Regions from separate parts of the Mus musculus genome. Here region 2 is linked to region 1. Evidence: chromatin loops called from intact Hi-C (ENCODE). Cell type or tissue: left cerebral cortex. All regions are shown on one strand. Links, peaks and the distances in the headings refer to the core of each region. The heading gives the core; the rest is flanking DNA. Region 1 overlaps Dlgap1 (DLG associated protein 1). Region 2 overlaps Dlgap1 (DLG associated protein 1).

The links. A loop is a pair of places that touch in the nucleus more often than their neighbours do. Peaks named below come from ENCODE experiments on the same cell type or tissue, not always from the same donor. Only the 100,000 strongest peaks of a DNase experiment are listed, where the experiment ranks them.
Region 2: it touches region 1 in a loop (4-fold over the local background); 4 of 42 quality-filtered maps call a loop at or near these places.

Annotation. Positions count from the first base shown.
Region 1 is chr17:70,680,026-70,688,641 of GRCm38, forward strand. All of the region lies in intron 5 of Dlgap1 (DLG associated protein 1), which reads left to right. Gm36746 (a long non-coding RNA gene) reads right to left here. Exons shown (of 5, transcript XR_003952404.1): 2 at 2,122-2,309. Among named protein-coding and RNA genes, the nearest start is that of Gm36746, 33 kb to the right of the region's middle. In left cerebral cortex, for the core only: a CTCF peak has its summit at 3,989 (motif pointing left); DNase peaks (open chromatin) are centred at 2,760 and 3,982; H3K27ac peaks cover 1,316 bases.
Region 2 is chr17:70,629,095-70,637,710 of GRCm38, forward strand. All of the region lies in intron 3 of Dlgap1 (DLG associated protein 1), which reads left to right. Among named protein-coding and RNA genes, the nearest start is that of Gm46581, 26 kb to the left of the region's middle. In left cerebral cortex, for the core only: a CTCF peak has its summit at 4,570 (motif pointing left); DNase peaks (open chromatin) are centred at 3,096, 4,585 and 6,047; H3K27ac peaks cover 2,725 bases.

The DNA of each region.
Region 1 (8,616 bases), core at 1,632-5,631:
CACACACACACACACACACACACACACACAAACACACACACTAATAAACTTTTAAAAGGAAACCGCAAACAAACACTATGCCCTTCGTAGCTTTATTTCCACATAACATCCAACTTCCTCTGTAATTCCCTGGTTAGCTTTCAGTTCTCCCCGGTTGAACCCAATTCTCCTCTTGAATTTCATAGCAGATTCCTTTTGGCCCACATTCCCAGATTCATTGGGACCAACAATGTTGGCATTCTTCTTAATAGAAATCTCTATCAACTCATTTAGAAACCTCTTTTTTTCCTAACCATGATGTATGTCAGTCTTTCCCCATCTTTTTCTACATGGGATGAGACCTATGATAGATGCCTGAATCTACACACATGACAGAACCCACACATTTGTGTGTGTGTGTGTGTGTGTGTGTGTGTGTGTGTGTGTGTGTGTGTGCGCGCGCGCGTGCGTGCGTGCATGGGGGTCAGGGTTGAATCTAGACTGTCCCAGTGAGCTTGAGTTTTGACCATTGAGTTTCCAGATACTATTTTTGGAGGCTGTTAAGAGGTAAGGCCTCACTCCAAGAACTAGGCCTCTTGGGTAGCCTTGGGTGTTATTTCACAGCCTTGCTTCTGTCCTGTCTCTACCATATTGGCACCATGTGAGGCCACTGTTGCAAGTTCCCACCATGGACTAAAACACCACTCCAGTCAACATCCCCATCCCACCCGCCATCATCCTGGACCATGTCCTTTGCACCTGTGAGATAAAATAAATGCTTCCTCTCTCAAGTGGTTTCTCTCAACTATTTTGTCACAGTGAGGCACGATAAGAGATTAATGATAGCATTAAATTATGAGCCAGGCCTGGTGGCTCTTGCCAGCAATCTCAGGATTTAGGAGGCACAAGCAGGAGAATTGCAAGTTCAAGGCCAGACTGAGAAAAGCCCTCTCTAAAAAAATTTTAAAAAGCCAAGGACTAGGGATATAGCTGACTGGTAAGATTCTTCCTGCTATGCACAAGGACCTGATTGGATTCCTAGTACTAAAACACACATTATAAAAACATAAAAATAGGGGCTGGCGAGATGGCTCTTCCAAAGGTCCTGAGTTCAAATCCCGGCAACCACATGGTGGCTCACAACCATCCGTAACGAAATCTGATGCCCTCTTCTGGAGTATCTGAGGACAGCTACAGTGTACTTGCTTATAATAAATTAAAAAAAACATAAAAATAAATGCACTTATAAGTTGTGAATTTCTGGGACTTTACAGTTAACATCCTGTTGAGTATAGGTAACCAACACCACAGAACTGAGGTGAGACTGGGGTTCAGTGAGGGCCTCCTTTCCTGTCCTTCTTGCTTCTGTAGCCTTGGCCTTGGAGTCCCAGAGCCATTATCTGAGTCTGCTAAATTTCTCTATGCACCCATATCAAATGTCACTCAGCGGGCCATTAATCAGCATTATTCCCGCATCTCCACTGTACAGGCTTTCTTGGGCTTATGACCATACTTCCTAACTCAGAACCAGGATTTCTGTTAAGTTCTCATACTTTGGGGCTGGAGAGATGATGGCTCAGCAGTTAAGAGCACTGACTGCTCTTCCAGAGGTCCTGAGTTCAATTCCCAGCAACCACATGGTGGCTCACAACCATCTGTCATGGGATCCAATGCATTCTTCTGGTGTGTCTGAAGACAGCTACAGTGTACTCACCTATCCATAAAACAAATAAATCTCTAAAAGAATTTCTCATACTGTGTTAGATTCCCATTCATAAAACACTTGAAGTTATCAACTTAAAGTGGGAAAGGCTTAGTTTGGTCCATGTTTCAGAGATAATGGTTGATTTTATCAGTTAGCTCATGTTTTTGGAGCGTGTGTTGGTGAGGCACTTATGATCCCACATGACGAGCCAAGGCAGCCTGGGAAACCAAGGAGCTGGCATCCCAATATATCTTCCAGAGACCTACCTCCAATGACCTAACTTCCTTCCGTTAGATCACACCCCCTGAAGGTTTTGCTGTCATCAGTAGTGCCATAGACTAGGGAGCAATCATTAGCATAGGGGAGGGGAAGCTCTGTGAACATCCCAGAGGTCCAATGTGGTATGTATCTAGAAGCAATTTGGGTAAGAGACCTACCTGTCTTCTGCCCTCCCCATTTGCCTTTGCTCTGGAGCTGTGGGTGTGTGAACCCTCCAGGGAGGCCAACAGGAAAGTCCTGAGCTTGGTCACAGAAGGCCCCATCTGTGTTCATCTGTCAGCAGATTCAGGGACTATGGAGACAAGTCCAATGGCCACTTTGCTTGCCATCCAAACCAGAACATTTCCTAAAGTGGAAAAAAAAAAAAGGAGTCCTTAATAACTGTACTAGAGTAACTGTCACTTTAAGTCTAGAGTTGTATTAACGTTGGAGGGTGCATCATAAAAGCAGGTCCTAGCCCTCCTTTGCTGAAGGCACTCCATGAAACCATGCTCTGCCCTACCCCCACCCTCACCCCACCCCCACCCCACCCCCATTTGCTGATGGTTCAGAGCAATCATCTCTTTGAGCACTGTGTTTTTAGCCAACTGTCAAGGCAAACTCCTTCCAGCAGATAACGCGAGTTAAACTGTGGCCAAAGTAAATAGGCCAGACTCCACTTACATCAACAAGCAGTCTGAAACACTGAAGATGGTTCCTTCCTCAAAATAAATCAGATTAATTCGTTCATTTATTTTAGATTCTCTTCAGATAGCCTCGCAGATGGTTTGCGAAAATCGCTATGCCAACAAGTCTGTCTGGCCCAAAAAAATTAAACCCTACCATACTGTGTGCCTTTGTCTTCTAATGAATATCTGCATTTCTTAGTTGGAAGGAGTGGGGCATGACTGTAGACCCAGCACCTGAGTGGTAAGATCCTTTAAGGCCAGCCTGGCCAACATGGGGACCACGTTCACCATCTTAAAAAATATAGGGGCTTATGAGATGGCTCAGGAGGTGACTTAAAGCCAAGCCTAGTGACCTGCATTTCATTCCCTAGGACCCACATGGTAAAAAGAGAGAAACTGACTCCCACAAATTGTTCCTTGGCTTCTACAAATGCACCATGGTGCCTGTTTGCACAGATGCAAAATGAATGAATGAATGAATGAATGAATGAATGAATGAATGAATGAAATTTTTTATCTGAATTCCCTTTTCCTATTTGTTGATCACATTCTCCCTTGAATTTTGTGAACTAAATTACAGAAACAGTTCTTTAGAGTCACACCTCTGTCTTCTCTTACTTTGTTCTAGAATCCTCAACTAGAGAACTCTAAAGGTTGATTATTCCTGTTTCCATGTTAGCTGCCCAAAATATCCAAAAGACTTCAAAGACCAACATTAGTAAGTCCTGGAAAGGTTTGTCCTAATTGCAGGCATTCCTCCAGGTCTCCTGACAGCAACTCAGAAACACCCAAGTAAAGATCTAACAGGGTGAAGGTTAACCCCAAGTGGAGATTCCTCCCAAAGCAAAGGCCCTGCGACCCCCATGCTGCTCAGCTGGGATCATAAACCCGAGCACACACTCTGACGTCTTAATTCAGTTATTTAGAGGGAATTTAAAAGAAAATCTAGTGATGGGTTCCCAAACTGACCGTTTCCCTCTGAATCATGGAACTAAAATTCTCTTTAATGAGAGAAAGAGAGCACACACTCCATGAGGAATCGAGTCCAGACAACCCCCAACTTGGGGGGGGGGGGGAGGCCTCCAGGGAGCTCTGCCTGTTGCTCCTGGGAAACACCATAGGGTGAGTCTGCAGGCCACCATCCTCTCTGTGAGCTCGGCATTTTGCTTTTACATTTACAAAGCAGCCAGAATGTTCCTGCTGGTGTCACTGCCCAAAGAGACCCATGCCTGGTGCTAGGGGAAACTGTCAGATCAGAAGCCTGAAGGGGACTTTGTGAGAGGAATTTGGGCAATGTAGGCAGAAGTAATCCCAGCTGTAATCGCTGCTTGGTCGCGCGCAACGTCGCCCTCTGGTGGCCGCTATGTTTATGTGCATGGGAAAAGCGTGAACACCAGCCGTGGAATGTGTCCATCCATAGCTGGTGAACTTCCAAACAGCTATCTCTGCTAAAGGAGAACAAGAAAAAGCAGTTCCTCACTCTGAACACTCCTGACACTCTCCACACGCGTTCAGACATGCAGACAGTCTTCCCTCTCGGAGCGTCTCCGGCGATTTCTGTCTTTGCTGTCACCCCGGTCACTCCGCCTCGCCACGTTTACCTGTAGTTCTTGTGGTTCTCTCGCCATTATGATCATGTTCTCTGACCTTTTCCCTTATACTGCCCAACAGCGTTTGAAATCAATACAGTAATATTCAAAACTCAAGGATGAAAGCCTGCCAGCTCTCGGGGAGTTTAACCCTTGGTTGGGATCACTCCAAACACCTCCCCCCCCATCCCCGTGTTCCCAAACCACAGCCTTCCCAGCACCTTAAAGATTCTGCACATGGAGGGACTTAAGGCTCCAGCAGCATATGTAGCAGAGGATGGCCTTGTGGGACATCAATGAGAGGAGAAGCCCTGGGTCTTGTGAAGGCTCGATGCCCCAGTGTAGGGGAATGCCAGGACAGGGAAGCAGGAGTGGGTGGGTTAGGGAGCAAGGGGAGGTGGGGGATGGGATGGGGGCTTGGAGGGGAAATGAGGAAAGGGGATAAAATTTGAAATGGAAATAAAGAAAATATCTGATTAAAAAAAAAAAAGATTCTGCAGTTTGGAGCCTAAGACCTTTTAGTGCTGGGGATGCCTCGATCCACCATCTGGTCCCAGGGTCCGTGTCCTCTCTCCTAATCCTTTTCTTAAATGGTTGCAAGCAACCAGAATCATCCAGCTTTCACCTTCTAAAGTCCTGTGGTGGTCTGCTACCACAAACCCAAAAGTACCCACCCCATAGCCTTTGCTTCTGCTTGTCCTGGCAAGCGGCCTGATCACTCTAAAGGCACAACTCCCACCTTGAACTCTTTCCTGGAACTTTAAATGCAGTGGGGCACCACAACTTGAGCTGTTGAACAATGGAGGAATCATGACCCTGTGCATAATCATATTCCAAGTTGCCATGAGTCGCTTATGCTGAGCTGGGTTTCCCTTTTCTTGTGAGATAACCATCTCATCCCCACTACTCTGACCCGCTGACATCTAAGCCGTGATTGCTTCCACATTAAGATCCATTTCTGAACTAGTTTCTGTTCTGTGCAACGTAATTAAAGGTTGTACATTTTCCACCACGCAGATTTATATATGTGGGAAAGAAGAAAAGCAAGTATGAGAAACTACGTTTCGCCTCATGTTTCTCCCTTGACCTTAGCAGTGGCTTCTACTCTGAGGAACCAGAAATCCCTCAAGTGAAGAGCTGAAGAGCTTTAGTGGCCATCCCAGATGCTGGCTCTGTTGCAGCCAGACTGATGGCTTTCATTACCATGACCAGAGTCTTGAGATTCCGCATGCAGAACTATGGAACTAGACCATGGTCCTGCCCGTCTCCCAGCCCCACTTCATCACTAGCTCTGGAACACTAGACAAATCAGAATGTCGGGGTTGGGGGAGGGGATACATCTTCATTTCCTACAGGAGAAGGGGAAAGTTGACGAAGTTGGTTAGAGACAGGAGTTGAGCACAGAACTCTGCAACAGGACAGTAATTGGAGACTGGTTGCTGAGGGGCTAGCGAGCAGCTCCGCATGTGAGCATCCGGGTCTAACACGGAAACCCTCCACTGCAGAAGCGTCGGCTTCCCAGGCTAAGCCTCCGCCAGGGTAAATAGACGGGGAAAGGTCCTGAGCAACCTTGAAAAGCAGTGGTTCTTGATCTCACTGTGCCTCGACACCAGATGCTCTGATGCCTGGTAAAAGAATAAACTTCTAATTAAAATGACAAAAATTGTGTTTGAACTCTGGAGGCCATAAGAACCTTCAAATTGCTTCTTGTAATGTGCTCCAAAATGCAGACTCACGACTACCAGTGGTTCGTAGGAGGGAGAATGTCCAATTTCACTTTGTATTAACAATAAAAACACTTCCAAAAACACACATAATGGTGATGATCACCTAGCCTTGGCTAAGAGGCACTTAACCTTTGATCTCCAGCTAAATTACACTACCCGGAGGGGCAGCATGCACGCAGCCAGGAACTTGGTTCTTTGGGTATTGTTTTGTTAATATGGTAAAATAATTACTAAGTTTTTCAAAGTTCTTCTAAGGATAGCTTCTTTCAGATATAGATGAAATGGGGGGGTAAGGACTAACTTTGGCAAAGACAGTAGAAAAGACAAACCATTAGTTTGGTTTCAGTTTTCAGGAAACATGACGACAACTAATTCTTCCGAGCCTCTTTAAAATGTTGCCTAGTGATACTATGAATGTGCCGCCTCTTCTCAGAAAGGCAGTGTTCAACTTCACAGAAATGCAAACTCCTAAACCCAAAAGCTTGCATGCCAAAAGTCAGTCGAGTCCTGTTCACTCAGCCTAGCTGAGTGACTTGCCCTCACCTCACCCGTTTTCTCCAATTAACCTCTCACATGGTAAGCTCACAAGACAGTGTGGCTCAGCAGGTGGAGGTGGCCAGGCCTGCTGACCTCAGTTCAATTTCTAGAAACCATATGTTGGAAGCAGAGAAGTGACTTCTGCAAGTTGTCTTCTGACCTCCACATATATGTGTAACACAAACACACACACACACACACATGAAAATCTAATTTTAAATGGAGCTAGAGAAATGGCCCACTGGTGAAGGGCCCATCAGCTGCCCTTGCAGAGAACTTGGGTTCTGTTCTCAGCACATACATGACAGCTCATAATCACATGTAACTGCAGTCCCAGGGCATCCAATGCCGCCTTCTGGCCTCCAAGGGCATCAGGCACATACATGGCACACAGACACACACATGCAGGCATTCACAGGCATAACATACAAATAATAAAATATTTAACTCATCAAGTGTAGAGGTCCCCTGGATGTGTTTCAAACGCTCTCTCTAAGAGGGTGTCTTAACCTTCCTTCTGTGCCCGTAACAGAACAACCACAAACTCTGCATTTATGTCCTGCCCAAAGCCAAGGTAAGTGGTTCCTGCTTTTTACTGCTCCACTTAACTCCTTGGCCAGACCTTGTTTCCACTCGTCCTCCCAGAATTTAAGAACTAGAACTTCACAGTCCCCCCTTAAAAAATGAGGTAGATGGGGGTGCTCATGAGCATTCCCCAAGCTATGTCCCAGGAGGTCATGATGTGTTTTAGACTCAGACTAAAAAAAAAAAAAAGAAAGAAAAAGAAAAAAATCTCACGCTCATCTGATGCTATAAACCTCTTAGGGGGTAGGAGGTCATATCTTTCTTACCTCTCTAAAGGCTCTTAAGAATTGTCTTTTTAATCCTTCCAGAATTTTCCAAGTTGCTTTAACTACAAAATTAGTTTGCTTGCTTGTTTATACCTCGGCACTTTCTTCTTCTGTTTCTCAAGGGCATGACTTGCAAGGCAAAAAAAAGAAAAAAAAAAAACCAAAAAAACAAGTAATATTTGAACATCCATCATGCCACGCTGGCCTGGTGTGTTTGTGTGGGCCTTTCTGTCCATCACCCGTGTTTGGGGTTGCGGAGACCGGTAGCAATTCTCAGCATATATCGGCTTTCCATTGAAACTGTGGTCACCTTTCTTCTTAATCATGTGCCACTTAAAGGAAGAAAAGGATAGGTCTGCTTTCAAAGGACACACGATATGTGTTGTCTGATCATCACAAGGACAAAGATTATTGAGAAGGCCACCAAGGCGAGGGCAAGCTGACCCTGGTGCTGGGAAATATAAAATTACATTTCTCAAACTCACATCAGCAGTCCGGCACTGGGAAGGTCAGCTTCATCGGCAAGGTTTTTAACTTCATTGCTCCCGCCGATGAAAAGGGTTTGTTGTTCAAGGATATCAATTATAGCCTGAGGTTTGGGACCAATTTGGTCTGAACGTGATCGGAGAGATAAATAAATGCATTTAAATTCTTCCTCGAAACCACAGAGCTGACTTCACACAGCAGTAAGCAAGACAGGGGACATGCTTCAAAGGTGGCTTTTGTCATTTAGTGGACACTGTCCAAGGAAGGAGGAAGCTTCCTAACAAAGTCGAAGCCGAATCCAGGGTCCTAAATGGCATTGTTTGCAGTGTAGCTGGCTTACGATTAGCACGTCCCTACAGTGAACAGGAATTTTCAGTAGGAAAGGACCGTGGAAGGCTCCAGACACCACGGAAAAGGCTGTAGGAAGGAGGTGGCATGTGGCCTTTGTCTGTGAAGGGTCTGCATGGTTAAGAACCATGGGGGAGGGAACACAAGCAAAGCCAAGTTTTTCCCATGCTGTAGCTCTTTGCCATCTTGCCCAAAGGCAGACCTTTCTCATTTTTATTTTGCTTTGTCCTTTTTTTTTTTCATCTAAAATCTAAGACCTTTATCGGATGAGAAAATATAAATATTATCAACGGTGACATCCAAAACTTTACTGAGAATTTTTCCATAGCTTTTCTACCATTTTTTTGTTCTCTTTCTATAGCTTTTGAGCGTTCGATTCCTCTTTTTGTTTTCTTTAGGCAGTTGAGGTACATCCATCCTCAGGCCGCCCTCTCTCTGCTTCCTTTC
Region 2 (8,616 bases), core at 2,985-6,984, 50 kb before region 1:
CCAGACAGGTTGGCCTAAAGGATGATCAAGCTCTGTATTCGATGAGAGATCCTGACTCAAGTGGAAAGCATTTGAGGAAGACACCCAGTGTCAACCTCCGATCTCTACATACGGTCACCAACATCCCTAACAAACATGGCATACTCGTGCATACACCAGCCTCTGATATGCCACATGACATATGTGTGGCATATGGGTGGCCTCACCTCTACAAGCATGCATCTGCCGAACATCCATGTGTACAAAGGACATCATCACAAAGGGCTGGGGGTGTGCCTTAGTAACAGATCACCTTCCCAGCCAGCCCAAAGCCATGTGTTGGATCTCCAGTATAGCAAAGAGGAAAAAAATTTTTAAAAACATGTGGATATTCCATCCATCCACCCATCCATGCCATGCGGTGAGCCCAGGACACATGACTTCTCAGTGTCCTGGCTTTGCCAGACTCCCTGGTTACCAATGACCACTACAAGTTCTTCCTGAAAATTTGCCTTCTCACTAAGAAGATTCAGCTAAGCTCCAACTTCCACCCGCATGCCCTGCAGGGCACCTGCACTCGTGTGCACATACAGTCCCATAGACACTCATACTCATAAATTTAAGTTAAAACAAAGTCTTTCTTTAAAAGAAGAGCTGGGCATGGTAGTGCACACCTTTAATCCCATCCCTCAGGAGGTGGGGGGCGGGGGGGCAGGCAGATCTCTGTGAGTTCAAGACCAGCACAGTGGTCAACAGGGCTCCAGAGCTGTGTGTTGGTCTTGAGCTGTATGAGAGCCTGTCTTTTAAAAGGGGGGATGGAAAGGAGGAGAAGAAAATACTTTGAGCGCCAGAAATCTCAAGCTATTGGCCAGGAACTTCTTATGACTTAAACGGAAAAGTCTGGATTTTTGTATCCTAGCACTCACCAAGAGAAACATTCTGGCACAGAGTTCTTTGAACAGCTTACAGATACACTAAAACTCTAACGCTGGCAGTTGCTGCAGCAATGCCTCAAACAGCTGCTGAGACCATGTCTAATAAGTGGGAGGGAGGAGGTGGGGTGGCAGCTGCTGGGAGATTGCAGGGAAAGAAAGCTGCCTAATTTGGGGAGAAAGACTAAGCACTGGAGTTTCTTGGCTTAGAGTCCCAATCACAGAAAAAAGTGTATTTTGGTTCTCTCTGTGACTTTTAAACTTGGCAATTTATAACTTGCAACATCTGACTGTCGGGGCTACAGGGAAACATTAGCAGAGCCTCTTCCTCTGCCTCCCTTCGTATTCTGCATGTGCTAATGTATCTCTTGCCTTTGCTGCTCCTAGAACAGAAGAAAACCCTTTAAAAATAAATAACACTTACCAATCTGTTCAAGCTGAATTTGGCAAAACTTTTATCAGTGGGGCAAGAAGTTATTTAAGAAAACTGCGGTGAGTGTAGCAGAAGGGTTCTGGCAGCTAATTAGTTGTCACCTTCCCCAAAAGCAAACTGAAGAGTGAGCTCATCTATCCAAATTGTCAGTACAGAGTTGCTCTAGGAACCCTGTTAAACAACTAGCCTAATATTTGTCCCCAGGATGTTTGTTTGTTTGTTTGTTTGTTTGTTTTGGGGAGACAAGGTTTCTCTGTATAGTCCCGACTGTCCTGAGACACTCTGTAGACTAGGCTGGCCTCAAACTCAGAAATCCACCTGCCTCTGCCTCCCAAGTGCTGAGACTAAAGGCGTGCGCCACCACTGACCAGCTGTCCCCAGGATTTTAACTGCCCTCTCATGTGTGTCCTCTCTGATATGCATATGAGACTGTCCCAGGCTCCAGGAACATAGCTGGTACACAGTGTGTTTTGTTGAGTGAACAGAGAGGTTTGCCTGGTTGCTATAATGGACAAAGACTCACATACTCACACATCCAGTACAACCTCTGATGGCGATTCTCTCACAGTGAGGATGACCGTCACTGCCTCTATCCAGGTTCACAGCACAATGGACCCAATTTACAGACTCTCTCTAGCTTTTAAAAGTAGACTTAATTTTTCAGCTTTTAAAAGTAGACTTAATGTACCTATGGGTTCAGGACAAAGTTGAAGAAAAAATACAAAAGATTCCCATATCTCTCTTGTCCCCACCCACAGCTGTCCTCTCCACCCCACCCCCTCCCAGAGGCACGGCGTACTGTTAGAATCCGTGGCCTGCTCACAGACCTCATTGATACGGCTCATCTTTCAGCTCACACTCCATCTTGTGCATTCAAAAGGCTTTGCAAACAAATAATGTCATATCCAACAATTGTCAAGTCATTAAAAAAAAAGTAGTTTCGCTGCCCTGGAAATCTGTTTTCTCCCTTCTTGGGTGTCTCTTCCCCAAGTCCTTCACGATCATTTACCCAGACTCCCTGCCTAGTCTTTCTCCCTCTAGAATAAAATAGTCGAATATCTTATTTGCTATTTAACCTTCTCCACTCTCTTTACTTAGTGGCAGGCATGAAAAGTCCTTCCATGACCTTTCAATGTCTGTAACTATAGCTGTACAGAAACCTCTGCTGGTCTTTGGTGGTCCCACATACACGTGTCCGTACACACAGAGAGACACACCACATAAGCACACACATAAATAAAACAAAAAACTTAAAAAAAAAACACTATGAGGAAAATAAAAATACCAACTCATGTTGGAATAATGGGGTCTCTCACCAGCAACCCTAAAAGCAGGAGAGCATGGAACAATGTATTTCAAGCCCTCAAAGCAAATAATTGCCAAGACTGCTACATCCAACAAAGCTAACATCTAAAGTCGACAGTGAAAGAAAAGATAATTTAAAACAAAGACAAAGGAACAAAACCAGAGGTCAATAGCAAGGAAAATAGCAGACACTCCACAAATTCTTGGAGACGGGGCAATCTCTGTTGAATGACAAACGTAGATTTGAAGAAGTCGGGAAGGAAATGTTATAACTGCTAGAATTAAATGAAAGCCAGACTTGCCAGAACTTTCTGAATACAGATAGGCCGTTCTAAGAGGAGAGTTCGGGCTGCATGTCAGTGCGCCCACTGAGGAGATTTGGCAGCAAGGGCTGGGTATCTACACTTGCTCTTGCGGTTGACTGCTGGTGGTTCCCTTAAGGGTTTCCTTCTGAGGTAAAGAGAAGTTACTTCTATGAGGGTTGGGAGCTACACTCATCTGTGGGCATGAGGACAGATGCCCACAACACAGTGCCTGCACCTAAGACTCAGGGAACACTGTGGGAGAAGGGATTGGAAGATTGCAAGAGCCAAAGGATCAGGAAAACTGCAGTGACATTGTGTCTCCAAGGAACCACAGGGAAGCTACATTCATGGAACCCAAACAACATGGTGGCCTAAACCAGACCTGAAAAAGTACAGCACCAACTGAAATGCTGGATGTCATGGGGAACCTAAGAAATACTGAGACCAGGAAGATGTCTTCTTCAGGGATGAACCCCCAATAAGTGATCAATACTAGTGACCAGCCCTGAAACCACGTATACACAAATAGCAGTATACAGACTGAGCAGGACATATTTATATATTTAAACACTCTTTGTGTGTACATATAACTATATGTATATATGATAAATATATATAATTTAAGACATACAGTATATATGTCCTGATCAACAGAATTGCCCTTTAATTAAATAATAGAAATAGGAAAGTCCACAAATATTTAGAAACTATAAAAATGAATTGTACATAGGCCAATGAAGAGATGCCAGGGAAATAAATATATAAATTGTGTTTGTGTGTAGAGAGAGAAAAAGAGAGAGAGAAAGTAAGAGAGAGAAGAGAGAGAGAATAACGATAGCAACTGAAGAATAGGACATGATTCTGAGAGAGAACAAGGGAGGGTGACTGCCAGGCCAACCATGACTACATAGCCAGAATTCCTAACATAGAGATGGTTGGGGGGGGGGAGAAGGGGGAGGAGGAGAAGGAAGAGGAGGAGGAGGAGAGGGAGGAAGAAGGGAGTCAGAGACACACAGAGAGAGACAGAGACAGAGACAGAGACAGAGACAGAGACAGAGAGCAATAAGAAAACCTTTGCTGCTTTTACATCAGACCCCATGGTAAAACAATAAAACACAGCACTGCGTTCATACTTCTATCTACTTTCAATTTTGTGTCTTCCTCTGAAGGCTGTTGGCCATTTTTTGTCCTGAACCATAGAAATGTTATTTCGGGAGTGGGAGAGAGTCTGGGGCTGTTTTACCATTGGATGCTTATCTTTTCAGCAAAGCTGGCCATTGCTAGTTAGAAGTCTTCTGCGGCACAGCAGGTGGTCACCCTATCTCAGCCTGGGCATCAACTCTGCTCAGGAGCTACTTAAACCCAAAGCTTTGTGGTTTAACTCCTTATCTGTAAGGCTTAATCCTCATGTGACGAATGGAAGCCTTAGAAAAGATAATCACAGAAACTCAAGTTCCTAATGTCCTCTGACTCTTTCATGAAATCACCCATGAAACAAACATTTTTTTTTAAACTGAGTGAGAAAATTACCCTGCATTTTTCCCTGAAGGTTCCTCTGTGGCTGCACCAACCACTGCTAATTCTTCAGTATGCACCACCCCCTTCAGGCGCTTTCTGGAACTGACACTCCAGCGATGTCCTGGAAACCAGAGTGCGTCACCTTGGAAACACTCCAGTCTTCCTCTAGACCTACAGTTATTTTTTCCCACCACTGGGCTTCTATTGGGCACCAGAGAGAGCAGGACAGAACATAAGCGCCTCTTTCATTAGAGGGGAGACAAAGGCCGGTTCATGAAGACAGCAGAAGAGGAGGGCTCCCGGGGTCAGAAGAGGGAAGGACAGAGTGAGTCTTAATAGTCTAGCCTGGCCCCCTGAAAGAGGAGCTTTGTGCATTAATTCTCTCCCCTCGGGGCTCCACAGCACTTGCGTTTCGTGGGCTTTACTCATTGTGATCTTGGAATTTTCTGCTTCAGTAGTGTACAGTCTTTAATTCTGCTGCTACCACAGCAAAGAACATTTTAACCAGAAAGCTTTGTCCCTTTTCATGTGTTAGTAAAAGGCTCTTCAGTGATGCCTTGCGGAGAGGTTAATCCATATTCAACAGGTGAATGTTATTGTCCTGGCTAGTTTTAGGTCAGCTTGACACAAGCTAGAGTCATTTTGGCAAGAGGGACTCTCAACTGGGAAAATGCCTCTGGAAGACTGGGCTTCAGGCAACCATTTTCTTAATTAATTATTGATGTAGGATGGTCCACCTCATTGGTGGATGATGCTACCCATGGGCTGGTGGTCCTGATTGCTATAAAAAAGAAGAAGAAGAAGAAGAAGAAGGAGGAGGAGGAGGAGGAGGAGGAGGAGGAGGAGGAGGAGGAGGAGGAGGAGGAGGAGGACTGTGTAAGCCATAGTGAGCAAGGCAGTAAGCAGCACCCATCCATGGCCTCTGCATCAGCTCCTACCCCAGGTTTCCATCCTGTTTGACTTCCTGTCTTGACTTCCTTCAATGATGAACTATGATGTGAAGGTGGGAGCAAAATCAACCCTTTCCTTCCCAGCCTGCTCTTGGTCATGGTGTTTTGTCACAGCAATAAAAACCCTAAGACAATTCTCTTTTTCATTCTCTATGGCCCAAAGCACAAGAAATTAGTATAATTTACCTCAACATGAAATTAATACAGGTGAATAGAACTCATCTTTTCAACCCCAAAGGGCATAACTGGGAAAGCCAGCAAGACTAGTTATTATTCTCTTTGTACTTAATTGATTGAGTCGGAATGCATGTGGACATTTAAATACTGTTTCTATTCAAGTGATAGTGTATTCACAGATCACATTTCTGTTTTGCTCACAAAGCTTTGAAAGTGTGTCCCTGCCTTGTACTATGGGCAGTTACAGCTCGTGTTCAAAATCTGTGAAGTAGACAACTCTGCATTTCCTAGAAACTGTTTTGTTGTTGCTGGGATGAATGAGAGCTTACTCCTCTGAGTTTCAAAACCACCAAGTCTGTACAGCTAAAGCTGAGGGAAAATACAGTGGGTGTGTGTGCCTTCACCTACATTCAGTGTTGCCTTTCAAATGCCTTTTCCTGTGGCTACCTCTGGTTTTCTTGTGTCTTAACAGCCAGTGCCATGTAGGCAAGAAAGGGACAGTGTTCAGGGAACCAGTCTGGTCATTAAGAGTCACTTGCCTTACCAAAGACATGGAGAAGAATAATCAGGGAATGCCAGCCCTGTCCTCTCTCCTCCTGCCTTCCTTGACTTCTATCTACTGCAGCATTGACCAACTCTGAAGAGGAAACTGATTCAGGGTCAGCACAATGTGCTAACCAGGTCCGCGAATCCACTCCTGACAGCAGATCCTTAACATCACCCCTGCTATACACAGAGACCCCAATTCACTAGGACCAAAGTTTGAAATATTGGAAAGTAACATGAGTCTACTTACTCCGGCACAAAATTATCAATGTCAGATGTTTTTTGGTAGCTTGTACTATCTCTGTTGGACGTGTCCAACCACATAGCAACACCATGTGTTTACATGCATGTACAAAATTTACATGCAAGACCTATGATCAACTTTATGTGCATGGACCTGTACAACTCGTGTGTGCGTGTGTGCATGTGTGTGCGTGTATGCGTGGTGTGTAGTGTTTCGAGTGAGTTTATGATTTTCCGTGTTTTGCACTATTCATCCCTCCCTTCAGACGCATGCAGCTGTAGACCAGACATGCCTAGATTGTCTGCAAGTGCAATGGTTCTGAACCAAACTTCCATCTTAAGATTCTGTAAAGCACATGGAGCTACAAACGTAGCATGTGTCAACACGAAAATATATCCTTTCTCCAGTTCTCTGGTTTCCCTTCCTGCCTCCCACAGTTCCATCTTGGAAAACCTTACTAGAATTCCATAAGCAGGGTTGACATCATAGGAAACATGCAAACATCTTCCCTCACCACTAGTATCATCCAGGTTGCCCTGGATGTCCAAACACCTCTCAACCTGTCCCCTCTCTCCCTCTGGCAGCCACTAGTCTCCTCTTGGTTCCTCTGAAGGTTTCATCTCCCGTAAGGAGACTCATACTGTATGGCCCTTTCTTGAGTTGACTTCTTTTTCCTCTGTTCCATGCTATGGATCCCATAGTTCGTTCAGACATCAGTCATGGATGGATCACTAGATTGATTCCAATCTGGGGGCTTTAATAAACCAAACTCATATAAACATTCCTGTAAAGAGTTTTGAGTTCTTCGTCTAAACTAAATTCCAGGAGGTCAAGGACAAGGTTGCATGATGGTTGGACACTTAGCGTTTTTAATAAGCCAGTTAACATTATATGGCTTCATGAGTGACCCACATCTGTTGTTGCCACTGCTGTATATTTGATCCAGTTTTGGTAAGGATGCAGTGCTGTGTCACGTGGATCTCATTTTCATTTTAGGGGTGAGTAATGACACTGAACCCCATCTCCTGTGTGTCTCTTTGTGACTTTGCCCAAGTTTTAATTGATTTGTGTTTTTTAAGCTTTGGGTTTGGAGAGCATTGTCCCTTATGAGATGGATGGCTTTCAATAACTTCTCCTAAAGGACCACTAGAGAAGCAGAGAAGGAGCCAGGAGAGAAATGGGAGGACAGTGGAAAGAGTCACATGATCAAAGTATGATGTGTTTGTGCGTGGAAAACAAACATTACAGCCAGACCCATAAATCTATCCAACTCAAAAGTGTTCATGATTACAACTTTTAAAAGAATTTTCCACCACTGGATGGCTTGTGCATAGTATGCAGGTCCACTCCAATCAGGTGGTACACAGGAATGCAGTTTTATTGAGTTTGACTTATTATTCTACTTCCACCGGTCTTCAGAGCCACCCCTCGCCTCATGTATAATCCCAGATACCTTCTTCAGAGTTCTTCCTTGTAAATATTTTTCTTCACTATTTCCCACTGGTTTACATTTAAGCCCAGGATCTGTTTTTATATAAATAGTTAAACTTGGGTCAAAATTCACCCTGTCAGTGTTTGTGAACATACCCAGATTATTGTCCAAAAGATGGCCCCTCCTCTGTCATACTGCTCTTGCAGCTAGAGTAGGCATCTCCTGGGGCTCCTCATTCCGTTTTACTCATCCCTACCTCTTGATTGTTAGCCTGACAGAATGTGTCTTGCTGGCTGTACCTGTATGAGTCTTTGAGAAGACTAAAACACTATTCTTTTCAAAAAATCATTTTAGATGTTCTTGCTCCTGTATCTGCCATAGAAATGTAGAAATAGTTTTATTTACACTTATAAAAGTCTTTATAGTCAGCCAGACATGGTGGCATGTACCTCTAATCCTAGCTCTTGGGAGGCAGAGGCAGGTGGATCTCTGTGAGTTCAAGGCCAGTCTAGGCTATATAGGGATTTCCAGGACACCCAGAGCTTCATAATAGAGACATATTGTCAGAAGAAAGAGAGAAAGAAAGAAAGAAAGAAAGAAAGAAAGAAAGAAAGAAAGAAAGAAAGAAAGAAAGAAAGAAAGAGAGAGAAAGAGAGAGGAAGGAAGGAAGGAAGGAAGGAAGGAAGGAAGGAAGGAAGGAAGGAAGGAAGGAAGGAAGGGGAGAAAGAAGAGGGAAGGGAGGGGAGGAGAGGAGAGGAGAGGAGAGGAGAGGAGAGGAGAGGAGAGGAGAGGAGA